Regions from separate parts of the Mus musculus genome. Here region 2 is linked to region 1. The links are chromatin loops, found by intact Hi-C in ENCODE. Cell type or tissue: left cerebral cortex. All regions are shown on one strand. Each heading gives the region's core, and the rest is flanking DNA. Links, peaks and the distances in the headings are about the cores only.

What was found. A loop is a pair of places that touch in the nucleus more often than their neighbours do. Peaks named below come from ENCODE experiments on the same cell type or tissue, not always from the same donor. Only the 100,000 strongest peaks of a DNase experiment are listed, where the experiment ranks them.
Region 2: it touches region 1 in a loop (3-fold over the local background); 4 of 42 quality-filtered maps call a loop at or near these places.

Annotation. Positions count from the first base shown.
Region 1 is chr5:100,527,799-100,542,875 of GRCm38, reverse strand. Cops4 (COP9 signalosome subunit 4) reads right to left here. Exons shown (of 10, transcript NM_012001.2): 2 at 14,823-14,902; 3 at 14,186-14,337; 4 at 12,726-12,829; 5 at 9,481-9,634; 6 at 9,214-9,364; 7 at 5,408-5,578; 8 at 1,224-1,339. Among named protein-coding and RNA genes, the nearest start is that of Cops4, 17 kb to the right of the region's middle. In left cerebral cortex, for the core only: a CTCF peak has its summit at 5,979 (motif pointing right); DNase peaks (open chromatin) are centred at 6,004, 6,843, 6,981 and 8,900.
Region 2 is chr5:100,772,311-100,787,387 of GRCm38, reverse strand. It overlaps Helq (helicase, POLQ-like), which reads left to right. Exons shown (of 18, transcript NM_001081107.1): 7 at 306-404; 8 at 1,961-2,106; 9 at 4,191-4,430; 10 at 8,095-8,236; 11 at 8,552-8,656; 12 at 13,224-13,443. Among named protein-coding and RNA genes, the nearest start is that of Helq, 19 kb to the left of the region's middle. In left cerebral cortex, for the core only: no CTCF peak of the experiment used is centred there; a DNase peak (open chromatin) is centred at 8,163.

The DNA.
Region 1 (15,077 bases), core at 2,340-10,339:
GAATATACACACATATATAAAAATAATAAAGTTTTTAAAATCCATACAGAAAGAAATAATCAAAATCTTAAAAAAGATTTGAAAGAAAAATCTTAAAATAATAACAAATTGCCTTAGGATTCTGGGGAAAAACAAAAATTTGTTTTTCTTTTTGCTCTTTTCTTTTGGTGGAGGCCAGGAGAGGGCATTTGATCTCCTGACACTGGAGTTACAGATGATCGTGAGTCACTGTTTGGGTGCCAGGAATCAAAGCCAGGTCCTCTGTGAAAAAAAGCCAATTTTTTTAAAGATTTATTTATTTATTTCATGTATGTAGGTACACTGTCACTGTGTTCAGACACACCAGAAGATGGCATTGGATCCCATTTATAGATGGCTGTGAGCCACTATGTGGTTGCTGGGAATTGAACTCAGGATCTCTGGAAGAACAGTCAGTGTTCTTAACTGCTGAGCTGTCTCTCCAGCCCCTGACATCTTTACAATCAATACACCACCACTCCTACTGACTGATTATAATCTATTACTAACAACGTATGCACTCACACTTACAGAGTGAGTTCCAGGACAGCCAGGGCTATACAGAGAAACCCTGTCTCGAAAAACAAAAAAACTTCATAATCAGATAAACTACATGACTTTAATTAAGGTGAAAGATTGATTGCTTACTCTCAATATTATCTGAAATTAAGATGTTTCAGAAGTGATACAGTATCAATACAATTGGTATTGTGCTGTAATTTGTGTATGACCAACCAAATCCAAAAACCGCACTAAGATTCCCTAGAAGGTTAACTACCCTTTAGGTGAAACCCCACTGGGAAGGAAAGTAGAGCAGGACAGCTTGGGGTCAGAGATGAGCACTAAACCTTTGAGTCCATTGAGGGTAGAGGAACAAGGACAGCAGCAATCACCATCTAATATTCCAAGAACTTTGTTATCAGTGTCTTTAAGACACTACACAAAGACATCCTTATGCAAAAGGTATAACTTGGTACTTCTAGAAGATTTCCATTCTAAGTAACTGTCATTAGAAAGTTAAAAAGCTAAAGCCACTAAGTTTCATGACAACAGCATTTCACCAGTCTCCTCCCGTTTCCCCTGAGGCTTAGAAACATGTAGCTTTTGTTGTGCTCACGAACATTATCTCGTAGGTATCTCTCCATTACTTTAATAGTCTGGGGTTTCAATTTCCCTGATATAAAGTAGTGAATTAAGAAAAATACCTTAGCTGCAGGGATCTCTAAAAGAGCTCCAAGTTCTTCAAAGGTGATATTGTTATATAATTTGCTTGCTGACAACAAATTATGCTCAATAACAGCTCTGTCCAAGATGCTGGAACCTTAAATAAACATAAATAAACTCATTAAATGTTTGAAACTAGTTTTATACTTTTAAAAGATATACCTTTATTTTTATTTCTAGCCATGTAGTAATCAGTTTTATACTTCTAATCAACATGTCACTAAAACTTACATTTGATACTATTACTGTTATTCCAGACAGGGTTTCTCTGTGTAGCCCTGGCTGTCCTGGAACTCACTCTGTAGACCAGGATAGCTTTAAACTAAGATCTGCTTGCCTCTGCCTTCCAAGTGCTAAGGTTAAAGGCAAGCACTAATATATCAGAGTATATTTACAATTATAGTTTATATACAATGAAATAAAATACAGTATTTAGAAAACTAATGCGATAGGTAATCTCCAATAGTCAATCACCATGGAAACACCTCTGGGTGTGTCTGTGAGGGTGTTCCCAGACAGGCTTAATTTAAGAGCGAAGGGCTACCCTGAATGTGGCACGCCATTCCCTGGGCTGAGGTCCTAGACTGAAAAGGAGAAAGCCAGGGAGCGCCTCCACTGCCGTGTGTCCTGCCACCCCACACACCTGTCCTCATGCTGTGCACACCATGGTGCTCTATATTCTCACACTGTAAGCCACGATCCATCCAGACTTTAGCTGCTTCTGTGAGGTTATGTCAAGGAGGTAACGCACACAATGATGCTGGTGAGCAACTGCTAAGGGACAGAGGGATTGAGTCCTCTGCACTAGAGCAGTACACACTTACTCATGAGCCCCTTAGCTCATTCTTTTGGTCACCTTACTGTGAGGCAAACATGGGGGCATATCCCAGAGGTAGGGTCAGCTACCCTTTCTCAGGAGTTCAGAAACAGAATCCTCCTGTAAATTAGGGAATCTAGCCCCTTACAAAGCCTGAACTGCTGGCCTCTCCTAGGTTTTTTTGTGATGACTGTGTTTAACATACAACTACAGAGCAGTTGCTGTAACAGGGATGTTTAGAGACCTTCAAGGAAGTATTCTACAAAACCCTTTCTTATAACTGCTCACCACTCCTCCACAATGAAGAAGAAGAAAGAAGAAGGAGGAGGAGGAGGAGGAGGAAGAGGAAGAGGAGGAAAAAAGAGGAGGAAGAAGGAGGAGGAAGAGGAAGAAGGAGGAGGAGGAGAAAGGAGAAGGAAGAAGGAGGAGGAGGAGAAAGGAGAAGGAAGAAGAAGGAGGAAGAGGAGGAGGAAAGGAAGGAAGGAAGGAAGGAAGGAAGGAAGGAAGGAAGGAAGGAAGGAAGGAAGGAAGGAAGGAAGGAAGGAAGGAAGGAAGGAAGAAAGAAGACAGAAGAAGAAAGGAAGATAAAAAATGATTTAGTCAAGGATGGGGATGTAGACTGGTCCAATAGTAGAATGTCTGCATTAGAGGCCACAAAACCAACCTCAAGCACAAAAGAAAAGGAAGAAGGGGCAGATGTGGGAAAGGGAAAGACTGTACACATGCACACAGTGACACACAATGTAACAACTTCAACACAAAGCCTTACAGCAGCAATATCAACAGCCCCCACGTGGGAACAATTTTCCTGTCCATGAACGTGCATCCACATACTAGAATGTTATTTGGCAATGAGTATTAATCACACGGATGAGCTATGGCACTAAGTGAGAGAAGCCAATTGTGACAGGCCATAACAACAGCATCATGATTCCATTAACGTGAAATGTCCACAACAGGCAAATCTATAGGGCAAGAGATGTATCGGCAGTAATGCTACATGACTGGAGACAGAATGAAAACCAATGAACATACTTTAAATTTAAAAATAAACCAGACACCATGTCTTAAAATTGCTAAGTCAGGAGGCTAGAGAGATAGCTCAGCGGTAAAGGGCAATTACTGTTCTTCCAGAGGTCTTGAGTTCAATTCCCATCAACCACATGGTGGCTCACAACCATCTGAAATAGGATCTGATGCCCTCTTCTGGTGTGTCTGAAGGCAGTGACAGTGTACTCACATACATTAAATTATTTTTTTAAAAATGAGATTGTGATCTAACAAAAGAACAGATTGCAGCTCAGGGCTGGGTCAGATGAGGGCAGCAGACAAGCAGCCTTTCGCCCCACACAGACCTGCGTCCTTCTCTTCAAGAACCCATGGGGCAGTTTTCTACTTTCTTCCCATGACTAGAAGCTCAAAGTCAATCTGAAAGATCAACTTTCAACCTAGCTTTTAATTAATTTGTACATCAGACTTTTTTTTTTTTTTTTTTTTTTTTTTTTAAAGTCATGGCTGCTTAGACTATACAGAGAATTAAAATTCTCAAGTTAAAACAAAACAAAGCAGGAGGATTAGCTTCAACTAAAGCCCATACATACTACTCAGAGTTGGGTTACAAATTTAATTTTTCTAGAAGTCAAGAAAAATAAGAGAATCAATTTATCAATTCACACTATGTTTAACTAGGACAAAAACTAACTGCTCAGAAGAACCATTAGTAATCCTACAACCACAGAGAAAATTTTCCTGAGGTGCTTAAGAAAAGTCTATGAAAAAGAAAACCTTGGCCTAGAGACACAACTCAGCACATTCCACTCGAGGGCTGCTCTTGCAGAGGACCTGAGTTTGGTTCCGAGCAGGCACACTGGGGCCTCAGCACAGCTCACAGCTCAGAGCACCCAGCTCACAGCTCACAGCACACAAGCTCACAACACCCAGCTCACAGCACACAAGCTCACAGCACCCAGCTCACAGCACCCAGCTCACAGCTCACATCACACAAGCTCACAGCACCCAGCTCACAGCACACAAGCTCACAGCACCCAGCTCACAGCTCACAGCTCACAGCACACAGCACACAAGCTCACAGCACCCAGCTCACAGCTCACAGCTCACAGCTCACAGCACACAGCTCACAGCTCACAGCACACAGCACACAAGCTCACAGCACCCAGCTCACAGCTCACAGCACACAGCACACAGCACACAAGCTCACAGCACCCAGCTCACAGCACACAAGCTCACAGCACCCAGCTCACAGCTCACAGCACACAGCACACAGCACACAAGCTCACAGCACCCAGCTCACAGCTCACAGCTCACAGCTCACAGCACACAGCTCACAGCTCACAGCACACAGCACACAAGCTCACAGCACCCAGCTCACAGCTCACAGCACACAGCACACAGCACACAAGCTCACAGCACCCAGCTCACAGCTCACAGCTCACAGCTCACAGCTCACAGCACACAGCACACAGCACACAGCACACAGCACACAGCACTGGCTGATGTCTTCTGGCCTTGCAGGACACCTCCACACACTCAGCACATATTCACACTGACACACACTTATGCACATAAATAAAAATCCTTAAAGTTAAGACCTTTCAGCCAGCCCAGTACAAATGAGTCCTCACAACTAATTGCTCTCTGGTACAGAGTGACAGTGACCTGGGCAGCAAGCCTAGTTGGCTTGCATGCTGATGCTGCTCCATGCATGGTTCAGTGTGTCCACACCTCTATGTTTAGTATCATGGTCATGTTAGCAAGGGACTTTAAAACATCTTAGACAAAAATACATAAAATAGTCACTATTATGAATTAGAAAATATTAAAAGGACATTTTCCTGGCAAAGACATTCTGATTTAAGCAATCACATCATTTAACCAAAAAATATGAAAGGAAACCTATTCCTATTTGGACCATTTTACCCCAAGGGTCCTTGGGCAAGCTACTGAGCTAAATTTTACTCTTAATTAGGGATGAATAATTATGCTCTAATATAATCTGTTATTTAGTTTTATTTACCAATGGCTTAAGCTTTTTAAAATTCAGGTGTCATAGGTACAAGCTATAATTTTTCAGTTTTCACAAGTTTCAAAAAACAAATAAGATTTTTTTTTAAAAAAAGAAGAAAAAAATGCTGTATTTCATAAACTGCTTTCCAATAGGGATTATTTCAGATTATACCACAAACCTATGTCAGTGTTTAATACTCATTATTGGTCAATAGTCCTCTTTTTATTAATCAGAAGTATTACTTGAAAATACTAATGTAACATATTTTCTACTAATCTATACCTAGATACCCCTGTCACACACACGTCAGACATGATCATTACCATCAGCTGTCGTTGCTTTTTGGTGTGGCATCAGCATAGCAGCAAATTCTTGAAGCTGGTTCCCTCTGATGATTCTGTCTAGGTACATCTTCTCTAGGATCCCATATGCAGCTAGTTGCTGGCACCTTTCATCCTTAAAAAGAGTAGCCAGCATCCGAGAGCGCTGCTGTCCTAGGGAAACACAGAGGGTCAAATGTTCTAAGTGTTTCTTCAGTGACAAAAAGAATCACATTCTATGATCCCATTTTTGCTTACTAAAATACATACAATCCCCATTAATACATTTATTTAGTATGTTCTAGAAAGTTATTGATTGTACCACAGTTAATGCTGAGCTGCTACTTCTATTGGAGATACAGAACTAGGTTCTTCTAAGCCCCTAGTCCATTTTTTGTCAACTTTAATCAAACTGCAACTTTGTTTCACGTGCTTCTGTTTACACCCTTACTTAACATATAGGGTTAATTCATTAGCTTTGAACTCATAGCTAACACTGCAATGCTGTCAAATTAGAGCTTACAGGATACTATTTTGTCACACAAAACCTCCACATCAGACTGTCTATACTTATGAACACTAGAGGGCACAGTGGTGCAGGCCTGTAATTTGAGGTCAGTGAGAGTCAGCCAAGACTATATATACACTTTGTCTACCCCTAGTTCCCACTAGCACCCACACCTAAACACATGCGTGCACACACACACAGAGCACTAGACAGCATCTAGCAGTCCATCAGGGAACCATTTTAACATCAAACTCATCAAAAAGGGCATAAAACTATGGGGAGGAGCCCCTGCGAAGCCCACAAAAGCCCGCTTGCTTACAGGTTGAAAGCTGGGCTGTAGAGAGGCAGGGCACTCTGAGCCCACTCTCACCTGGAGACAGAGATTGGGTAACTCATTTTGCTACTTAGTCTGCACATATCTGGAAATGATGAAAAACCTGAGAGTTTGGGTTAGTTCAAAATAAATTTTAATCACTAGATATGTTCACTAACAAAAAATCTGTAGATACATGAGAATAACTGAATGTTCACATAATGGACCAGGGTAGAGGTCAAAATGGTCCAGGAGGTTGTAAGCCTAGGTGATTTCTATTTTCTTCTTGTATATATAATAGTACATTATTTAGTTAATAAAAAATATATATGCCCAGCATGGAATACACTTCTGTGATCCCAGAACCAGGAAGGCTGAAGCATGACTTCCACCAGTCTGAACTACACAGCAAGCTGTAGGCCAGTCAAACTGAACAGAAAGACTGTGTCTCAGAAACAGAACAAAACCAGTATTTCTCTGCTAAGAAACAATACTGACTCAATGTATACATTTAGAGCCTTTAAACACCTGGTGACTAATACCGAGTGAGTGGAAACAATGCTGTCAGCAACCGCTGTCTTCTGTCACCAGGACACCTACACCTAGTAGCCGTGGGAACATCCAGGGTCTAAATCCTGGTATTTGTCCCGGCTAGTTTTATGCCAACAGATACAGCTGGAGTCATTTAGAAAAAGGGAACCTCAACTGAGAAAATGTCTTTACTAGACTGTCCTGCGAGCGAGCCTGTGGGGGCATTTTCCTTGACAGTAACGACTGTAGGAGGGCTGAGCTCACTGTGGGTGGGGCCACCCTGGGCTGGTGGTTGTGGATGGTGTGAGAAAGCAAGTGGAGTGAGCCATGGGGAGCACGACAGCGAGAGGCTTTCTCCCACGGCCTCTGCGTTAGTTCTTGCTCTCTAGGTTCCTGCCTTGGCTTCTCTCAATGGACTAAGAGCCAGGGTGTATAAACAACACACCCCTTTTCTCCCCAGGCTGCTTTTAGTCCTGCTGTTTTATCACAGCAGTAGAAATACTAACTAAGGGGCTGGAGAGACAGGCAGTGATTAAGAGCTGCTCTTCCAGAGTACCCCGATTATAGTCTCAGCACCTACATTGCAACTCACAAAAGTCTATGTACTCCAGTTCCAGGAGCCTCTGTAGGCACCAAGCACACATGTGGTACACAGGCATACATGTAGCCAAAACACTCATACTCATTAAATGAACAAACAAACACATAAAAACTTAAAAAAAAAAAATCCTAAGAAAGTATTCTATTAAAAGATAAAAAATATTTATAAACTCGATCTTAAGACATCATTTTTAGCATTTGTTTTGTTTTGTTTTCCAGTGCTGGGAATCTATGATATTCCTAATGCATAGAAAGGTTATTTTTTTTTATGTTAGAATACAGAGAAATATTGAAACACTGCTGGGACTATATCCAAGTCATACTGGGAAGATGTGAGCATCAAAAAGCAGAACAATTTGGGAGGCAGAGGCTGGCAGGAGAATCTGTGTTCCAGGTCACCATGGTCTACATCAAGCACATCTTTGTTTGGAGTGATGTAACATTACAGCAATGTTCACTTTCTATCCAAATATTAAAAGTATATATTCTTTGGACTTAGGAGTTTAATTTATCCATAAACTCATCCCTATAAATAACCCCTGTGCATCCAGGTGTGTCCAACCTTTTGACACTGAAATAATCTTAACAACTACAATGTTCACACTGGAGAACCATGTAGCTGAGTTACAAAAACAAAACAAAACAAACAAACAAACCAACCCCTCTTATTTTAGGAGTGTTTGTAGTTTCACCCTGGACATCAGTTATAGCCATCCTTGGCTGCATACAGTTTCTGGGCCACAGGTTGGATCTGCCTGGATGATCAAGTAAAACAACAGAAAATCAAAGTGAATCTGTCAGATGTGACAACAGCTGGCACTTAGCTACGAAAAAATGTAAGTGGTGGTTTAAGCCTTAATCCCAGCACTCTGGAGGCGGAGGCAGGCAAATCTCTGTAAACTGGAGGACAGCCTGATCCATACATGGAGTTCCAGGACAGCCAAGACTCAATAAAAAGACCCTGTGCCCCCCCCCCAAAAAAAAGGAAAAAGAAAAAAAATAGAGGGAGCAGAAGAGGGTTGTTAAGTGTAAGAACTAAACATGTCATGAGCTCTCAGCTGACTACAGATCTGGGACTTCAGAATGATTTAGAAAAGCTATGGTGGGGGCTGGAGAGATGGCTCAGTGGGTAAGAGCACTGACTGTTCTTCCGAAGGTCCTGAGTTCAAATCCCAGCAACCACATGGTAGCTCACAAACACCCGTAATGAGATCTGACAGTGTTCTTATTTATAATAACAAATAAACTTTAAAAATTTTTTTTAAATAAATAAATCTTTTTAAAAAGCCATGGTTTGGGATGAACATTCCTTCACCACAGCCTTTTCTATTTAAAAGCTATGTGCGTCTATGCTACAATTTAGTAAAAACTTCCTATGTATTGAGGAAAAGAATGAATGCTAGTCTGAAACTTAAGCTTAAAGGTTTAAAAAACCCTGAAAGCAGAATACTTTAAACCTTTTGGTTTCTTTTGTGTATGTGAAAGAGTCCCCCATGCTGACACATCTGTGGGGGTGACACATCTTTCAGGAGTCTCTTCTCTCCTTCCAGCACGTGGGTGGGTGCTGGGGATCAATTGGGCTTGTTTCCTCCTCTGTAGTTCTCCTTTAAGAACCATTTCTCTTTCTGTAAAAATAAACTTACCTCTTTTAACTATTCTTAATGTGTAGGTAACAAGCTGATACATTCACTTAAGTTTTTAGAATAAATCATTTTATTCCTGGTTGTTTCATGTTTAAACTTACTTTAATTGTACTGAGGCACCCCTAGAAGTGTTGCTTGCTAAGTAATCCAGTGGTTGCTACCTAACGTTATCAGCAGAGACAACTCGTTTCACTGAGGCTGAAATCATGCTTACCTGCCGATGCTAAGATGGTGCAGTGCAGTGCATGCTTTAAGGCCTCTAGTCTCTCACTTTCATGGACTATTGTCTTGTAAGAGAGCTCATTGTACCTCTGGGCGGCCTCAATGAATTTCCTTCTGTAATCAAGGACACGCGCATAGCAAACCTATAGGGGGAAAATGCTCCAATTAGGGAAACTGGAGGGTCAAAGACAAGAGGTGAAGAGAGTTTCTGAAACATATGAACATTCATCACAGGTGTTGCGATTAGGTCACTTGTTACCTTATAGTGTATCTGTAACTGTTCATTTGTGGATTCGTTCTGAAGTAAGGACGCTCGGTTTATGTAAGCCTCGGCCTGGACGGGATCGTCATCCTCCAGGTATAGCCTTGCAATCTTCAGGTAAGTCTCCAGCTTATAATCTACGTTGTACTGTCTAGGACAAACAAGCAAGCAAACAAATGAAATAGACACAAGTGCCAAGTTTCAGGCTTACCGGACACTATAGTGGAACTGCATCCAGGCTCAGCCTGCCCAGAGACCAATCTGGCAATTAACTCTGCAATTATGCTTTTGGATTCTTTAATGTGTATGCTTTTAATCCTACTAGACACAATAAGGAATGTGCTCACGTACTAATTACAAAGAAATTAATTTGTAAAATTATTATTTATGTTAGGAAAAAATGAAAATCACTGCTATAGTATTTATATGAGCGAAGCTATGGTGTGTAAAAAGGTAGAAAGTATACAGCTATGGTCCTTACTAGCTGCTTACAGACAACATGTATTTTCTTTCAAGTAAAAAAGTGGGCTATGGCTAGGCATGGGGATACACATCTTTCAGACCAGCACTCTGCAAGCAGAGGCAGGCAGATCTCTTGTGAGTTTGAGGCCAGCCTCATCTACATACTAAGTTCTAGGCCAGCCTCATCTACATACTAAGTTCTAGGCCAGCCTCATCTACATACTAAGTTCTAGGCCAGCCAAGTAGTGAGACTATGTCAAAAACATACAACATGGAATACAATAGTATATTAAACATCATTAAAATGTATTTCTGCCATCAAGTAAAATGTATTTTTACATAAACAAAACATAATCTCAGTTAGGGTTGTGGAGAGTGTACAGGGCTGTGGTGAATTAAAGACAGTTTTCAGTCTCTTTCCTCCTCCACAGGCAATATTTTACTCCAGGAGTGAAGAACTGGAGGCCTCAATAATTCCAAACTCGTAATTCATGATTAATCCTCAAAAAAAAGTAATCTTTTCTATTTGACAGCCAAAACAGTAAAGCCTTGTGACAAGAAAAACAAGCAACAAACAACAACAACAAATAATGAACAAAGCAAAAAAATTTAAAAATCCTTAGAATTCTCCTGGCTCCCACTGTGAAGTTCAGTCTTACTTGTTTTATGTTTTGTGAGAGAGGGGCAGGTCATGGCACAGATTTCTATGAATTCAAACTGTTTGCTTAGCTCAGTTATTATCAGCAGTTTATGTTTCCCATTCACAACTCAAATTCATATGAACTGTCCTATCATGCTAAACTTCTTTAATTTTCCAGTTTTTTTTTTTTTTAATCAGGGAATCCTTTCATTACTTTAAAAGTGACAATGACTAATCTCTTAAGGACTCCTCTCCTCCATTACACTCCTGTGTCCTCTCAGTGTCACAGCCCAGCCCTGTCACTGCTGTGCGGGCTCTGTTCACTGAGAGAAGCTGTCAAGGCAGACTTGCACCAACCCCACTGTCACTGACACACAGCCTGTCCTGTGCTCGCACAGCCTGTCCTGAGCTCTAGTCATCCCTCTACGAGGGAGCATCTGGCATTTCTGACTGTTACAAGGCACAGCAGTGCTGCTGTCCTGGGAAAGAAGAGCCAGGCTGCTAACCTTACACACAGGACAGCCCCTAGACAAAGGCCACGCCAGTCTAAATGCCCCGCCGCTATGGATTCCCATCTGTTCATACACTCCCGTGAGAATCTGTTACCAATTCCTCAATATCAGTGTTTTGTCCTGTCTTTTTTTTTCTGAGACAAGGTCCCACTATGTCACTCTGGCTATCTGGAGCTCGCTTTGTAGATCAAGCTAGCCTCAAACTCAAGAGACCTGCCCATCTCTGCCTTCCGAGTGCTTGGACTAAAGGCAACCACCACTATACCCAGTGTCAATTATTAAAATGTCTGCTTTCCAATGGATTATAAAACCAATTATTAAAATGTTTGCTTTCCAATGGATTATAAAACATCTAACTTTTGCTGTGGTTTCTATCTTACACTAATTACTGTCTCTGTATGGTTCTTTGCTTTTTGATGTTATGAAAACTCCAAAGAGCTGTCTCCATTCACTCTTTCCAGTCAGCTGCAGCCTTCACCAGCTCACCACGATAGCTCTTGTCAAATCGCCCTGCCTCCACACCTGGTGAATGCTAACCAGCCAACGCTTACCCACTCCTCAGCACAGGTCTGATCATATGGGTACTGAGGAGGAGCACACCCTATTCTGGCAATCTTACCTCAATGGACAATCCTTCCCACTTGCTACAACTGCCTTTACCATTTACCTCCTAAGACCACAACGCCCCAGGCCTCAGCATGCACTCCTCTTCTCCGTCTGCATCCTCTCCTCCCCTGGAAAGGGGTCGATCCGGTCTAGTAGGCAAAGGCTCCCAAATGTCTCCTTGTAGCCCAAACTGCTCTACTTCCTCCAGACAAAACACTCTGCTCACTACCAGGTACGCTTATCACAATCCCAAATGTACACTTCATAACCCTCAAAATCTATTCCCCACAAGGCAGGGCAACTCCATGTTTCCAAGTGCTCTGGCCAAAACCTCAGGACTCAGCCGTTTCGTTTCCTGTGGTCCGTTGGGAACTCTGCAGACTGAGTCTCTGAGGAGCTCCCCAGCCTGTGGTGGTGCAGCCCATGCCTACCGTTCAGTGCTGCCAGCACCTGAGTCCCCACCCGGTACTCAGTGGTTCTTTAAAGCACATCATCACGCCATGTCACATCTCTGCTCAAAATCACATAATGGCTCAGGGAGACAGGGTCTAAAGTATGTAGCACTGGCTAGCCTGTTATTCTCTGTTGACCAGGCTGGCTGCAATCTCACAGCGACCTGCCAGCCTCTGCCCTCTGAGTGCTGGGATTAAAGGCATGCACCACCTTGCCTGGCACTCTCATTTCTCTTTGAAGCGAAGACCTCACAACGGCTTCAAGACTCAGGGACTGGACCAATCCCTAGGACTGACTTCTTTCTGTCTTTCTGATGTTCACTCTACCTACACTGGTATTCTTAGTCTTCCTTAGAAAAGGCTATGAATACATTGGCACCTTAGATCTTTGTCTTAACAACACCCTTTCTAAAAGAGAGGTCTGCCCTCAGACCACTCAGTCAGTCTTTGAGAAGCCCTTGCTACCATCTAACGCTCTATAAATGTTTGTACCCCCTGCGTCAGGAGTTAGGAATGCGCATTAGTGACACCCGCCCACCCATGCCTATCCAAGTCCACTATTTACTATACTTTTGTCCTGTTTCCAGAGGAATCCCCACCAACACTTGGGCTGCATTTCTCCAGTCTTCCTCCTTCTCATAAATAGATGCCAGATGCTGTCTTATGGAAGCAACCTAGAGAGACAGATAAGATGTTATCAAACAGTGCTCTCCTCCAGGATATTACACTGCAGGATATTTATGTATGGTCACCCATATTTTACTCCTATCAAGTTTGTATTCACAGAATATGAAAATAAAAAATTGAACAACACATTTCTACACTGTACATTTTGGCAACTTGTTTTCAGTATTGAATTTTGCTTTTATGTTGCTATATTCTTGATGTTGGAGTTTTCCTAAACTTTTAATTGTAACAGTCTTACTAGGGCTACTGAGTTGCTCAAGGCACAATGCTACAAAAGCCTACAACCTGAGTTTGCTCCACAGAATTCATATGTAGATGGAAGAACAGAACTAATTCCACAGAGCCGTCCTCTGGCCTCCATCTGTACACAGAAGTACATGTTTGTATACACAGAGTAAAACTGAATAGAAAATCTTTACGAGCACTCCAGCTGGAACTGCTATGTCCTAATACTTACTTGATTTTGTAAATGCTGTTTGATTCAGTTTTATAAAAAATGTGTAACTGAGCAACTATCTCCTTTAATAGCATAAGATCATAAAAATAATGTGTTATCTTAAGCTCAAGACCTACTGTTTTAACATAACAGGACGGGTGACCATATGAACTCACAGAGACTGAGGCAGCTTGCTGCACAAGTTCAAGACAGCCAGGGCCCCAGCAAGGAAACAGGAATACACCTAACCAAGAAATGTTTACAACTGATACCTTTGTGGCAAAGGGAAAATCAAAGTCTTTCTTGGTCTATGAGCCACACTCAAGGACAGAGGTCCCACACCCAACTCAATATTTCTGTAGACTTTTTGTTTTATTTTGCTTTGTTTGGACACTTTTTGTCTCATCAGTGTTTTACTTGTTTGTTGTGATTTTTGTTTCTGTGGTTTTGTGGGGAGTGTGTGTGTGTGTGTTTGCTTCTGGTTTTTGTTTTTTAGTTATTCAAGACAGGGTTTCTCTGTGTAGGCCTGGCTGTCCTGGAACTTGCTCTATAGACCAAGTTCCAAGTTGCCTCGAACTCAGCGATCCACCTGCCTCTGCGTCCCAGTGTTTGCTCCTTTTTTGTGTTTTTGAGACAGGGTTTCTCTGTGTAGCTTTGGCTGTCCTGAAACTCACTCTGTAGACCAGGCTGGCCTCGTTCTTTTTTTTTTTTAAGAGAGAAAAAGAACATAAAGCTGACTGGATGGGGAACATCTGAGAGGAAGTGATAGAGGGCAAAACATAATAAAAATGTATTATATGAAAACTTTTTTCAAAAAAAAAAAAGTTACTAGGAATTAGGAGCTTCTAGTTCCTGACTTTTAAAACAGAACAAAACAACAATAAAATCTAGGGCTCTAGACTTTTACCTGCTCTTCAAAGGAAATGACCCGAGGCTGGATCTTCTCCAAGGTGAAATGGTAGACCTCCTTGGCTGTGCTGTCTGGCAGGTTAGGGAGGTGTGTGCAGAAATCTGTTAGCAGTTGCCGTGAGATCACGAGGCTGACATTCTCATTCACCACTGGTCAGAAAGTAAAAAATAGGAAACATCAATAACCTGTAAGTTTCCATTAAGCAATTAAATTTTACTTAAAATTACCACTTAATACACTCAATGTATTATTCAGAGACTTGCATGTTCTTCTCATATGTTGCATAATTAGTTTCTTTATGCTGGATTTTACTGATTTCTTATCTACTAGATCAAAGCAGGAAAAATACAGTAACTTTTCTAAGAAAGGATCGGGGAAAATCCCTTGAAAATTTTACTCTCCCTTTTCTTTATTTTTGTGCAAAGGCAAAGCACAGAGCATCTGTATAAAGCTTTAATTGGGATTTCAACTTTGAAGATAATTCAATTGAAAAATAGCCCAACTATGAGTGGCTAAAAGCATGGAATAAGTTCATCTCAAAGCACATTTAACACTGATTGCGTAAAACAGGCCAACAAGCTTTAAAGAACTACTCAGTCATTCAAGGCAAGCGTGGCTCTTCCATTCTACTCACTCGCTTCCACAAAAGCTTTCAATGCTTCTAGTTGTTCTGTCCCAGATAACTGAATGGCTTTTTCCAGAATCTGACGATATCTAAAACAGTATCAAATAAGAATAATGAATGTTTAGTTCTAATTGTCAACTTGAAACAATCTAGAATCACTGAAGAAGATAATCTCAATGAAGAACTATCTTAATCATATTGGCCTTTGGACACAGTTCTAGAACTCTTGATTACATCAATTAAAGGGTGAAGACCTACCCACTG
Region 2 (15,077 bases), core at 4,437-12,436, 240 kb before region 1:
CTGTGGAGAGCGGCAAAGGGCATCAGGCCCGCTGGAGCAAGAGCTACAGGCGGTTGTAAGCTGTTCTGGGTGCTGAGAACTGAGTGTCCTCTGTGGAGGAGCAGTAAGCACACCTAACCACTGAGCCACCGCTGCAGCCTCATTCTTACTGCTCATAACACACACGAGAGCATCTGGCTTCCTTTGGAATGTGTGCTATCCAACTCAAAAGTGATCTCTGTGTAGCTGCCCTGTGTTAAAAGATTTTATAGAATTTCAAACTACAAAGTGTATATTAATAATGGACTGCTTCCTTTTAACTCCAGGTGGAATTAAAAGAATTCCTGAAAGTAAATGACACAATCTATGAGGTAGACAGCCAGGCTGCGGACGGCATGACCTTTTCACGGCTCCTGAGTTATAAGGTGCGAGGGAAACCCCTCAGTTGGCTCCCGTCCTTTGTGCTAAGGTGTGCTGGGCACGCAGCAGCCTCCAGTGGGTCCAGTTGGTTTGTGTTTGGGGAAAGTTTAAAAAGGGGGGGGGGGTGCCTGATCTGTCATGGACAGCAAGCTGCTGACTGAATACAGCTAGTTTCCTCATTGCTTAATTTGCACTGCTAGGGATCTAGCCAGGGCCTAAGAGGCACACACCACTGAGCTACACCCATACAAGGCGCACGCACACACACACCACTGAGCTGCACCTAGTCCCTAGTTCAGTTTTAGCATCAGATCACACGGATTCTTTCCTCTGGCATATCTTTGTGAAGCTGGGTATTTTATTCCTGCTGGCTACACTACTGGATAAAAACTGTAGAACACAACTGTGTACAATCCCACCCTAAAGTTAGACATACCACACTGTGCACACATCCTGTTGGTCGCCTTTTGTGTTAGTAAAAAGTGCTTGCTGTCCAGATGACTACTGGGTTGTGCGGAAGCCCATCATTTGCACCTGGCCGGTTAATGCACCGGGTTCGGAACCGTGAGAACTTGGAGACATATCCTGTAGATATAGCATTCACCCGGCAACAAGATCATAATGCATAGCCTGTAAGTGACACGTTGCTCTATAGAGGTGTCATGTTTGCATGCTGATGGCTTACAGTCGGCAGGAAGGATATTGTAAAGGAGAGCAGTTTTGTCCCAGCTTTAGGGTTTCCTGAGGTAAATGCTGAATCCACAGTTCGCTTTTCAGTAACTAGCAGGAACTGAGGAGATTTCAATGACTGTTCTTCTATTGCATGTCCTCCCGACAGTGTTCCGAACTGTCATAAGTCACTGTTGTTTCACTTGTGACAGTGTTAGGGAACACGGTTCTGAACAGGACACGACGTCATTCCTCACACAGTCCTTTGACTGTTGGTGCCCGCAATCCTCTCTCTCTCTCTCTCTCTCTCTCTCTCTCTCTCTCTAGTTATTGACTACTAGAGCTGTTTTCACTTCCTTGGTTCTTAATCATTTAATCCTCTTTTTTTTTTTAAGATTTATTTATTTCTTGTATGTATGTATGTACACTGTGGCTGTCTTCAGACACACCAGAAGAAGGCATCGGATCCCATTACAGATGTTTGTGAGCCACCATGTGGTTGCTGGGAATTGAACTCAGGACCTTTGGAAGAGCAGTCAGTGCTCTTAACCACTGAGCCATCTCTCCAGCCTTTCATTTAATCCTCTTTTTGGACTAAATGTGCCCCCAAACCAAATCTCCAACGAACAGCCTATGAAGAAAACTAACCATGTGATGTTTAGTACAGCTGTCATCCCTTGTTCTAGTAATGGATAACTGTAGCATTTAATACTGGTGATGGTAGCGCTGGTGATCCCAGCACTCGGGGCCCTGTCTCGAAAAACCAAAAAAAAAAAAAAAAAAAAAAAAAGAAAGAAAGAAAGAAAGAAAAACCAAAGGGGAGATACTGGTGATGGTTTACATGTCTTTCAAGTCACAATTCGTTGTTGCACGCGTGGTCCTTATTTTGCAGTACTCTGAGGCCCTGAAGAAGATGGATCCCGACCGCTTGGTAGCACTGGTGACAGAAGTTATTCCTAACTACTCCTGCCTGGTGTTTTGTCCCAGTAAGAAGAACTGTGAAAATGTAGCAGAAATGTTGTGCAAGTTTTTAAGCAAGTATGTTAATCTTAGTTTACAAAATCGTTTCTAGGTTTGTCATAAATGACAGGCTGCATAATGCATTCTGTGTGTTGGTCATTCCCTTCCTAGCAGAGCATCATATTTTTTTATAGGTTCTGAAGGCACTGACCTTCAAGAAAGCCTAACTGAAATTCGCACTAATGTAGAAAGTTCTAGAGTTGTAAGAGAGCGACCACCACAGGGGCTTAGATGTGAAGCTGCAGCTGCGTCTTAGGCCAGTCAGCATGTCTGGCTGCGCCCCGCAAGACCGGGAAACCAGCCTCTGTCACAGAGGCCAGCCTTCTCTTCATTAATATTTCCCTTATTTTCTTAGCTTGTCTGAGCACTAGATAGAATTTCCTACGAATTTTAGAGATGTCTTGGTTTGGGAGTTGTTTGAATTCAAGCTCTGCTGTGTCCACCAGGAGAGTGTCTGCTGATAGTTTTCTCTTCTCTGCACCTGTTTGTTGACTGGGTTTTTTAACTTTTACACCCGTTTGGCCCTTACTGAGGCTTTCAGTAGTCATAGACTACCGATGGGAATTTTTAATAAGGCTATTCTCCACCCTCCCTCCCAATCCTACTGGCATAGACTGGTCTAAATTAGGATTAAATTTACTGGCTGGTAGAATGATAAAAATGTTTAGGGAACCGTCAAGGAGTTGAATTTCAATGATTGATAGTCTGCCTTCACAATGATGGTTTTGATTATTTGAGAAACAAAACAGCCAGGCCTGAGAGCTCATGCCTTTAATACCTGCACTTGGAAGGGAGAGGCAGGAGGATCTCTGTGAGTTTGAGGCCAGCCTGGTCCACATCTGAGTTCCAGGACAGCCAGGCCTACATAATGAGACACTGGCTCAAACAAACAAACAAAAAAGCAAAATACGCTGGGCTGAGAGATGGTGGTTGTTGGTTGTGAGCACTTCCTGCTCTTCCTGAGGGCCTGACGAGTTCTTTCTGACACCGAGCTCTAAGAGGAGTCAGCATCTCTGGCCTCCATAGATACCTGCACCCATGCACACATGTACACACACACACACGCATACACAAGCACATACACACACACATTTAAAAACTAACGGAATTAAGGGAATTGGCCATTTAAGCTTTCATATAAAACCACAAAGCTTTTTAGCATAATTTAAGATATTGTTGAGTTTTCTAGTGTCAGTGTTAGATATTGTTTAGCTCTATGTTACATTTCCATTTTCAGAGCAGAAAATGTGTATCTTAAAATAAGACAGACCGTCTTCCATAAAGACATATATTGTAGAAGAAATAATCATAATATCTAGAGCGGATCTAACCTGATATCATACGAAGTTTAGCAACAAAACTCAGGAAGTCCGTGAAGCTTCTGAAATTGTTTCTGAAGTGTTGTGTTTATATGAATAGCTGGACTTTTCCTTAGTTTTATTTTTGTGAGGTTCTATGATCCACAAAAAGACTTGGAGAGTTTTTCTAATGGTTAATGAAGTAAGAATTAAAGTTAAAAGAGCGTTTTATGGGGGCTGGGAAGAAGGCTCAGTCAGAGAAGCCAAGTTTGGATCCCTAGCATCCGTGTGAAAGCCAGGCATGATGACACTCGCCTGAAATGCAACACTGGGGAGACACAAAGATGCCCCTTGCAGCTCACTGGCTCGCTAGTCTTGCTGAATAGTGAATTCCAGGTTTAGTGAGAGATGAGAAAACCACTTGATGTCGGCCTTTGGCCTCTGTGCAGACACTTACTCAGTACACAGATGCAGACACATGCATGTCCATACAAAATACACACGAAGAACATTTTGTGTACTTATACTGATAGAAGTAATATATAACTAAAAAGGATGTTAACATGATGTATTAAAAGAAAATGGTAAGCACTTCCAACTATAATTCATGACATGCATGCATGCACCCACTATGTGCATGCCTGATGCCTTCAGAGATCACTAAAAGGCACCGGATCCCCTAAAACTGGTTGTGAGGTGCCATGTGGGTGCTGGGAACTGATCCCCCATCCTCTGAAAAAGCAGTCGGCATTCTTAACTGCTGAGCCGTCCCCCCAGTCCCAGCTGATGGATCATTTTTTCTAGGGACTATCTAAACCACAGAGAGAAAGAAAAATGCGAAGTGATTAAAAGTTTGAGGAATATCGGCAATGGTAAAGTGTGTCCTGTCCTGAAGCGCACCGTCCCTTTCGGCATCGCCTATCACCACAGCGGTTTAACTAGCGAAGAGCGGAAGCTTCTGGAAGAGGCTTACTCCACAGGCGTGCTCTGTCTCTTGACCTGCACGTCCACCCTGGCAGCAGGGGTCAATCTGCCTGCACGGAGGTAAGCTCTCCTCCGCTGAGTTGGTGGGTTTGTTTCCTTTAATGTCTTAATGAAAAGCCACTTTTCCTGGCACTAGGTCCCTCCCTCTTGGCTCCCTCTCTTCTGTGTTTGGTTGTCTGTGTCTTCTCCCTGTGGGACAGGGTCCAACTGGAGGGAGTCCTGCCTCAGCCCCCTTCCTAGAACTGGAATTAGAGGCATTATAATGTCTCCTGGGGTATCAGATCTGAATCTACTTCTGGGAAGGTTGGACAAGACTGAGAGAGATCATTTAGTAGATCTCCTTGAAATGTTAGTGAACTGATTTGGAAAGCCAGTCAGGGGTGGAGTTCAGTGTCTAGAACCTTGCTTGACCTGTGTTTAATTCACAGGGAATGGGCTGATTAAAGCCATCTTTGATGGTTTGTATATTCTTGGACCAGAGAGTGGCACCATCTGGAGGTGTGACCTTGATGGAATAGGTGTGACCTGGTTGGAATAGGTGTGTCACTGTGGGTGTGGACTTAAAACTCTCACCCTAGTTGCCTGGAAGTCAGTCTTCCAACTAGCAGCCTTTGGATGAAGACATAGAACTCTCAGCTCTGCCTGTGCCATGCCTGCCTGGATGCTGCCATGCTCTCATTATTTCTTAATGATAATGGACTGAACCTCTGAACCTGTAAGCCAGCCCCAATTAAATGTTGTTTTTATAAGACTTGCCTTGGTCATGGTGTCTGTTCACAGCAGTAAAACCCTGACTAATATACCATCTGAATGCATTAGAGTGTGTGTGTGTGTGTGTGTGTGTGTGTGTGTGTGTGTGTGTGTGTGTGTATGTGTTTGTGACAGGGTTTCTTTGTGTAGTCTTGGCTGTCCTGAAACTCATTCTGTAGACCAGGCTAGCCTGGAACTTAGAGATTCACCTGCCTCTGCCTCTCCCTCGCAAGTGCTGGGATTCAAGGCCTGCATCACTGCCACCTGGCATGAACAGAATAGCTTTGTCTCAGTTAGGGTTTCCTTCTGTGAACAGACACCATGACCAAGGCAACTCTTATGAAGGACAACATTTAACTGGGGCTGGCTTTCTGTTTCAGAGGTTCAGTCCATTATCATCATGGTGGGAGCATGGCAGCATGTAGGCAGGATCTGTATCTAGATCAGAAGGCAGCCAGGAGGAGACTCTTCCACACTGGGCAGAGCTTGAGCTCTAGGAAACCTCAAAGCCCAGCCCACAGTGATGGACTTCCTCCCACATGGCCACACCTCCTTATAGTGCCACTCCCCATGGCTGAGCATATCCAATCACCACAAACTCTTGTAGGTCAGACCCTATGTCACCTTTTCGGATATTACCGAACGGTGGAAAACTGTATAATTGGCTTCTCTTTATAACTTATTCCTTGGGGGGAGAGGGGCTCTAGCAAATAATTTATGTTCACAAAATGTTTATGAACATTAAATAGAATGTTTTTCTGGTGGATATACAGTCTTTCGTCTCAGTGACATAGTCGTTAGCTATGCTGTTCCCCCTTCACATTTATGTATATTTATTTATCTAGTTACAGACAGGGTCACACTGTGTAGCCCTGGCTGGTCTGGAACTCACCATGTAGACCTGCCTTTAAAACAAAGGTCCACCTGCTGGGATTGAAGCCTGCACCACCATTCCCAGCATGGAAGCAGCTTTGTGTCTGTGCGGGCCTGTAGTTGTCTGCTTTCCCAAAGCTCTCTTTCTATATTCATAGAAATAGAGAAGGATATAATATGTAATATATAGGTAGAGGAGCGTGCATGTCGCAGTGTGACCGTGGAGGTCGGAGGTGAGCTTCAGGGTTCAGGAGTCTGTTGGTTTCCTCCGTCCACCTTGTGAATCCTCGTGATAAAGCCAGGCTGTCAGCCTTGGAGGCCGGTACCATGCCACTGAGCCAGCCGCTCTTGCAGCTTTGCACTTTCCCCTGTACCCTTCCATTTTCCTCATGGTGAGTAATGGCGCTTACTATGGTCGGTGTGTCCTTCCCTCCTGTCCCTACGTCACCAGCTCCCACACCTGGCACCTAACTGATAAATGTGCATTCATTTAGTCAGCCCTCATGATTTATCACCAATATTTTATGCAATTGAAATCTATAAAATAATGAACTTCCCCAGCACTCAGGAGGCAGAGACAGGCGGATCTGTGAGTTCAAGCCCAGCCTGGTCTGCAGAGTAAGGTCCAGGACAGCCAGGGCTGCACAGAGAAACCCTGTCTCAAAAAAAAAAAAAAATAGATAGATGATAGATAGATAGATAGATAGATAGATAGATAGATAGATAGATAGATAGATAGATAGATAGCTTGCTTGCTTGCTTGCTTGCTTGCTTGTTGAATGTCACATCAAATAGATGAGTTTCAAAGCCAAGTTGGAGCCCAGGCAGCCTGCTCATGTAATCCCTGCAGTCCCAGTTCACTGTCTTTTGTTAGGGCGTGGCACTTGGTGGGAGGCTCCATCCTTTGTCTCAGAGCTGTTGCTGGTCATTTCTGTATTCCATCTCTCCATGAGCTTCATTCTCTTCTCTTATGACTTAGGCTAGCCTGGGATAAAGACGTGAAGTTACAGCTTATCAGCTGTTTTTCTCCAACTTTACCTTCCATATAAAATTCAAGTTTTAGTGGGCTGGAAGACAGTATAGTGCAGAGTGCTTGCCTAACACCTAGAAAGTTCTAGGTTCAAACCCAAGTACCACCAGCCCCCCCAATCTGTTTTCTTTTAAAGACCCAGAAGTAGAAGGTTAGCAAAGTGGGATGGGGTAAAAGGACGTGGGATGAATACAGTGGCAACTGTACACATGGGGTGTCGGGACAGAGCAAACTAGCTTTTTCCAGTTCTATTAGTTATGTTTATTCATTACATCTTTAGATTTTAAATGCATTTTAAATTTTCAAAAACTCTGATATACTTCTTGTAGAAGTCTGCTTGAAAACACTGGATATGATTCCCTCTGGAATTTTTTGTGGATACTGTTTACAATTTTCCCAAATTCTTTACTGTATTTGTTGTATGCAGCCATTTTTCTGTGTTCTCTTACTTTTCCACCATTTTGTTTTCTTCAAGCTTTCACCAATCTACATAGGCCATTGAGATTTATAAATAAGGAAGTCGATAATGCAAATTATAGACTCTTCAATTGCCCTTGAAGAGCAAAGCTGACTAGGGATTTGTTTATACCTGAGCAGAATTGAAATTGATGTTTTTGTAGACTAAAGCCAGTTGAAATCTGCAGTGCCTCATAGTTAAAGATAATATCAGTTTATAAATCGGTAGCATACAGTAGCACATGGAGGTGGTGGTACAAGGCCAAATCTCTCAGTTCCGGGTATCAAATCACGAAGCTGTGGAGAGCACTGCGATAGCCAATCACAAGCCTCTGAGCTGCGATGGCTCTGGCATTTCCTCACTTGCTATTTAAGGGAAGCCACTACTGAACTTCAGCCATTTCTTCATGAGAAAGGAAATTAAGGATATTGCTAAGCATTTTGTAAGAACTACAGGTAATATATGTAAGGACCTAGGACATCAGAGATCCAGTGTAGGTGCAGTTTTACTTAAAGTTAACGTGTCATTACACTTAATAAAACCAGTAAAATGGAATTGGGTTTAAAAAGTAGTTGCCGGTGTAGAGGATCACTTTAATTTTATCCCTTCTGCAGAGTCATCTTACGAGCTCCCTATGTGGCTAACACGTTCTTAAAGAGGAATCAGTACAAGCAGATGGTTGGCAGGGCCGGCCGCGCTGGGATAGACACTGCCGGGGAGAGCATCCTTCTGCTGCAAGAGAAGGACAAGCAGCAGGTGAGGCTCCCTCGGCTGGACCACACTCACATGCAACCACCGCTTAAACTCTACCTGCCATCGTCCCTACATCCTTCTGGCTCAGTAAGATTCAGGAAGAGTGGCTCAGATACTTTCATATTTCAGGCATCGTTCTATAACGATGCTACAGAACGTCTGTTAATTCTTGCTCCTTTGGGTTTTTGTGATTTGGTTTTGTTTTAGCTTTGGAGGAGTTTGGGGCGTCCAGAAATGTTACAAAGTACGAGGGCTTTCTGTAGAACACTGTTTAGATTGAGTCACAGCACAGACCTAAGACTGCTTTAACTTTCGTAGGTCCTGGAACTCATAAGCGGACCCCTGGAGACCTGCTGCAGCCATCTTGTCGAGGAATTCACCAAGGGGATCCAGGCTTTGTTTCTCTCTTTAATTGGTCTGAAGGTATTTTTTAAAGATATTCTTATGATGAGTATTACCTGAGACAATAGAGATTTTTTAAAATTCAGGCAAATTATAAAATGAAAAAAATGGTAACTTCTAATGTAATATGAAAAAGAATAATCTTTGACATTTTTAAAAAAATCTAAATCTGGGAACTGGAGAGATTGCTCAGCAAATAAGAGTACACTGGCTGTACTTCTTGAAGGTCTGGGTTCAATTCCCAGCAGCCATCTGTCAGCTCACAACTGTCTATAACACCACTTCCAAGGGATCCAACACCCTCACACAGATACACATGCAGGCAAAACACTGTATTTAAAATAAAAATAAATTATTTTTTAAAAGACTCTGAATCTGGGTCTTTTTAACTCTTCAGTAGAGGAAATATAAGAAATCAGATAATAATTGATGCCCACCTGAAGTTAGTTTATAGGAGACAGTACTGTGGAAGCCATGAGACAGTGGATCCAGAAATTCGACAGCCCATCACCTCTGCCCACACGAGAAGGGAGGTGTGCCTGCCATCGCATGGTACAATCCCACCAGCCCAGAGCTGAGGCTAGTAAGCCCCAGATCTGCAAACATGAAGAGCTGATGCTCTACGGAGGAGAATGTTACCAAACGGCGAGGCTCTGTAGGCTGAGTGTGGTGGGTGCATTTTCACTTACAATATTTTCAACTTCTGACGGGTTTACTAACATGAAAACAGAATCTTAGAGATCAAGTATGAAGACTAATGAGCAGGGTGGTAATGGCACACACCTTTAATCCCAACACTTGGGAGGCAGAGGCAGGCAGATTTCTGAGCTTGAGGCCAGCCTGGTCTACAGAGTTGAGTTCCAGGACAGCCAGGGCTACACAGAAAAACCCTGTCACACCAAGGAAAAAAAGAGATTTTTTTTTAAGAGTTATTGATTAATCTCTTTTAGACTTATTTTTAAGTTAAATTGTGTCCTTGTGCCCAAAGTACAGTCACAACAACAACAAAAAGTGGTAAAAGCCAGAGTTTGAATTTCGCTGTTTTCTAACTGCAAAACTACAAGCTTGTCATATGGCTTGTCCTCATTAGTATGAACATGGAAGTAAAATGTGAGACATAACTGAAACAGATATCACAAGTTTTAGTACTTTGCAGACGGATGGTAATAATCCTTACAGTGTACCTGACACACTAGAAGTCTAAAGAAGAAAATAAACGCAATGAGGTTGAGGGAGAGACACGGATTAGATACAGAAGAAGGAGATAAGCCACACTAGGTATTTAGAGTAGAAAGCAAGAAAAAAAGCTTAATGTGACATGGGTAACAGTCAGCAGGCTGGACCCTGCAACGCTGAGGAAGAAAACTGAAGAGTTCCAGTTTGGATGGAAACAGTTGCCCCCAAGCCATATGGTATTGGTTGGGGGTAATAGGAGAGCATGGTTAGCCATCAGAGATGTAACAGTCCTCATAGAGACTTTGTAAGAAAGACTTGTGACTTGTTCAGTTTGAGGCCAGGGGCACAGAGGCGAGCATCCCTAGATACCTAAGAGGACAGGAAGAGAAGGAACTCCAGGAAGAGGATGTGGCAGTTACGTCATGGGATTCAGGGAGTTCACGGTCATTTATCACAGCCATGTCTCAGACACCCTGCCAAAACACTTGATGTTTTATCTTCAGTCCTTGAACTGAATGTAATTTCTGTTTTACAAATACTGAAATAGAAGCATAGAGCAGTGGACTGCTCTTGACTGCAGACCTGTACTGCATGCCTGAATCTGCACTTTCTGTCTCCTGTGGTCTCCCTCCATCCACTGTCTAACCTGCCATATTCCCTCCACGGAGTGCTTCACGCAGAATAATTACAGAACGTGAGCGAATCACTCCTTCCACTTAAACTTGGCTGTGGTTTCCTTTTGAAATAAAAATTGAACCCAAGCATTTAGAGGGTGGTGGCACAGGCCTTTAATCCGAGTGTTTGGGAGGTGGAGGCAGCCAGATCTCTGTGAGTTCAAGGCTAGCCTGGTCTATAAAGCAAGTCTAAGACAGCCAGGGCTCTGTTTAAAAAAACTGTTTTGAAAAACCAAAAAACAAACGAAAAACAACCCAAGCCTGTTCCATGATGCCTTTAATACAAGCGCTTGGAAGACTGGAAGGTTTTTGTGATTCCAAGGCAGTTAGGGCTACCTAGTAAGACTGTTGTTTCTTTAAAAAATAGTAATTATTATTATTAATTAATTAAACCCCAAAACTAGGGTATTAATGCACATACCTGTAGTCCCAGCACGTGGGAAATAGAGGCAAACCAGGCTACATGAAACCTGGTCTGAAAGAACCAAAAACCCAGGGGAAAAAAAAAGGCAAAGATTAACCTCAAATTTCTCACCCTGGTGTCCAGGTAGTGTGGCCGCAGCCTGTCTCTCCAGTTTGGCCTCTCGCACTTTATTCCAGAAACCCTGGCTTTTCGTTTTCATTTCTCTAGCGTGAGGTGCACTGGTATCTTAATGGTCCCCACCCAGCCCCATGCTCAGCCAGCCTCACCCTCAGTGTACCCCCCTCCTAGTTGGTCCCCCTCAGCTGCAGCTCCTAGCCTAATTGTAGCTTGCCGAGGCTACATACATTCCCTATGCCTCTGAGGCAGTCTGTTATTTACAGAACTGCCTTCTTTCCCTATAACAGCACCGGTCAGCTTGAGGTCACGGCTTTGTTACTGTTGTTCAGCTACTAAAACACCCCTGCTTTAAGAGCCCCGAAAACTCAGGGCTCACATTCCTATCTGTTGACCTTTGAGTCCCAGTGCCTTACAAGGTGTTTGGCATTCGGTTATCAGTCAATAAATACTTTTAACAAACTTAACTCTGGGCGGGTCCAAGGATAGACAGAAACTGGCCTAGGTTTAAATCACGGCTAAGCTTTCCAGAGAGGAGTGGGAAGATGACTTGAAGACAGGTGGACAGATCGGGTCAGGCATCAGCGCTGTCTGCCGTGGGCCACTTCCGCTGTCAGGAGAGAAGCTTCGAGGACTACACCAGTTACTTCCTATGACTGTTGACATGACCAAGACAACTTTCAGAAGGAAGAGTTCGTTTGGGTACAGTTCCTAGAGGGTTAGGGCCCATCATCTGGCAGAGCACAGGATACAGCTGCTAGCCAACATGACCGCTGGAGCTGGAGGCTGAGAGCTCACATCTCAAACTGCAAGCAAGAAGCAGAGGCTCTGAATGGGAATGGGGTGTGGCATACAAGCCACAAAGCCCACCCAGTGATGTACTTCTCCAGCGAGGCCCCACTCAGGCAGCACGACCATCTAGACACCAAATGCCTGAGACCATGGGGAACTTCTCATTCAAATCCCCATGGAGGCTGGAGTACTTTAATGATCCACAAACTGAACATCAGCTCAAGAATATCTTATAAGTGCCTTTGAGCTTGAGTATTAAGAATGATTGTTAATAAAAGGGAGAAGCAATACAAAAATGACTACTCCATAATACTTTATTGTGGAGCATTATATTGGTTTAATATAAAATGACTACTTAAATATTCCTGTTGAAGTATCATCAGAATTGTAAGAGAGAGCTATTGATCCATCCTTTTTTAATATAACATGCTGATTTGGGGGAAATTGGCTAATAAAAGTGAGTTCTAATCCTGAGGGTTTTACATCTGAATACCAAGTGCAGGGTATTAGGATCACTGCTGTCAGTTGTAAATAACGAACGGGCTGTGGGGAGGACACGCGTAAGGACAGGAAGTGGAGTGGAGCCCAGACAGAAGGCAGAGACTGAGCTGAGCGATCGCTAGCAAACCCTTCTGCCAAACACCTCCTTGCCTGCTGCCGGCACACTGGATTCCCTCGGTTGTGTTTTCCATGTTTCTTTTTTATGTTTAATGTGGTTTTTAGAGCTAAAGCCTCCATGAGTATGTAGAAGTGGGTGGAGAGGATTCCAGAAGAAGTCTGAATGGAACTGGGGGGACTCTGCTGGAGAGGTTGAACAGAGAATAATGTAAAATAATGTAAAAACCAAACAGCATTTTGGGGAGGGAGGATGCTCCCCACTTTCAGTTCCCAGATCCCACATCAGGTGATCTATAACCACCCCTAACTCCAGCTGCAGGGGATCCAACACCTCTGCTGTCCACAAGCACCTGCTCTGGTGTGTGTGCTTCACCACACACAGGCATGCAACTGAAAATAATAAAGAGAAGCCAGGGTGGTGGTGCACATCTTCAGTCCCAGCACTCAGGAGGCAGAGGCAGGTGGATTTCTGTGAGTTCCAGGACGGCCTGGCCTACAAAGAGAGTTCTAGGAAAGCCAGGGCTACACAGAGCTGTCTCAAAACAAAGCAAAACATAATAGCAATAATAATAAAATCTTTTTAAAAATTATTATACTGGAAAATATGTATAAAAATGTGTATGAACATGATAACTGTCTTTTCCTTCAGTCGTTTTTCCTGTTAATTTTTAATACTGTAGATTTTGTGCTAATTTTTTTCTTCAAATACCTTTAAGATATGAACTTGAATAATCTTGTTCCTTAAACTAAGTGATGAACTAAGTCCCAGTGATGTCCTGAATTCTTTCAGATCGCAGCAAGTCTTGGTGACATATATCAGTTTATGAGTGGTACATTTTTTGGTGTTCAGCAAAAGATTTTATTGAAAGAAAAAAGTCTCTGGGAAATAACTGTTGACGCTCTTGAACACCTGACAGAGAAAGGACTTCTACAGAAAGACAGCTGTGGCGACAATGAGGGGTTAGAGTGTCACTTCCGGATTACGAAACTGGGCCAAGCTTCTTTTAAGGGTAAGTTTGCCTAAATCTCAGTATTTTCTAAGGGGATGTATTGGAAATAATAGAAGTTAAGTGATTTTCTTTCTTTAAATTGGATTTGTGATTTCATATTAGAAGCGTTACTCTTACGAGCTATGTCCGCTTTCAGAAGTTGAATAGACTTAGAATTGTAAGCAAGTGCACACTAGAGGGAAGCTGGCCTTGCCGCCTCCCCACTCCGACCCTCAGCAGCAGCACAGAGCCTGGAATAACGCCTATCTGTGTGTTTTACTTCAACTCGCAGGCCATGCTGTAGACACATTCAAATTTTGTTTTAAACAAATATTTACTGTTGTATTTCTGGAGCTTGCTTTTTGCTTAATCTATAGATTGTATCTGAACAGAGAATTAATTAAATTTGCTTTTTTTTTTTAAGACAGGGTTTTTCTTCGTAGCCTTGGTTATCCAGGAAGGATTTATTTCTTAATGAGTAATTTACTCATTGAAAACTATCTGCTCTTTAAAAACAAAAACAAAACCTTAGGTTAGGGTGACGTCTTATTCAGTAAAGTCAGTAAAACCATAAAGAGCAACCTGAGTTCAGACTCCCAGCACCCACATAAGAAGCCAGGCGTGGCTGAGCATGGCGGCATGTGTCTACCATCCCAGCAGGAAGGAGGTGGAGGCAGCTGGGCCCGTGGAGCTCGCTGATCAGCTGCCTAGCCAAATAGTGAGTCCTTGGTTCAGCCAAAGAATTAACGAGAGGAGTGACATCCTCCTGTACACACGTGCGTGCGCACGTGTACACACACACACATACACTCGGGATTATGTTAGCAGAAGCCCACACACCTGTCCCAGTCCACTCCTGGGGAGCCTCCAGTGTTCCCAGTTCAGGATCCGCTGTTGAAGTCACGTCCGCCCACCTCATAACACAGCAGGCCACGCTGACCACATGCCTCACTGTGGCTCAGAAGGACCAGATCATCAAATGGCAGTTTACACAAGGGGGTGTGTCCCTGGCTGATGGCACCTGACTGTATTTATGTCTGTCATTCCCTTCTTAATGAAGTCATGCTCATGTATAAAATACCACGGGCCCAAGGCCTCACACGTGTAAGACAGGCACAGAGCCCCTGAGCTGCGTCCCCAGCTCTCTTTATTCTTGAATCTGAGTTTCACTAAGTTGGCCAAGCTAGCCGGTCTACTGTAGTCCAGGCAGCCCTTGACTGTGCAGTCCTTGTGCCTCAGCCTCCAAGCAGCTGACCGAGATCAGCTGTGGGCTCGCACTGAGTCCAGACCCACGTTCCTTTCACGCTGTACTCATCCATAATAGGGCTGGAACATAAATTATTTAACCACCTTTTTATTTATGAATATGTGCACTGCTTGTGATTTTTCTGATTATAAATAGCCACATGACTTACTTATAAATAGTGTCTCAATTTATTTTGAGTACACGTTGAAATGGTTTGTTTGTTTGTTTAACCAGATTACCAAAAATAGTGTAGTTGTATCAGAACTGTCTAAAATTTGATGCACACTATTAAAATAACCTTCAAAACTATTAAAAATAAGAGAATTTGAGGAATTCCTGGTGGGGTTTAATTTAGGACTGAACTATATTCAGGTGTATATTCATGCATGCGGCCTTCACTGAACTCCTC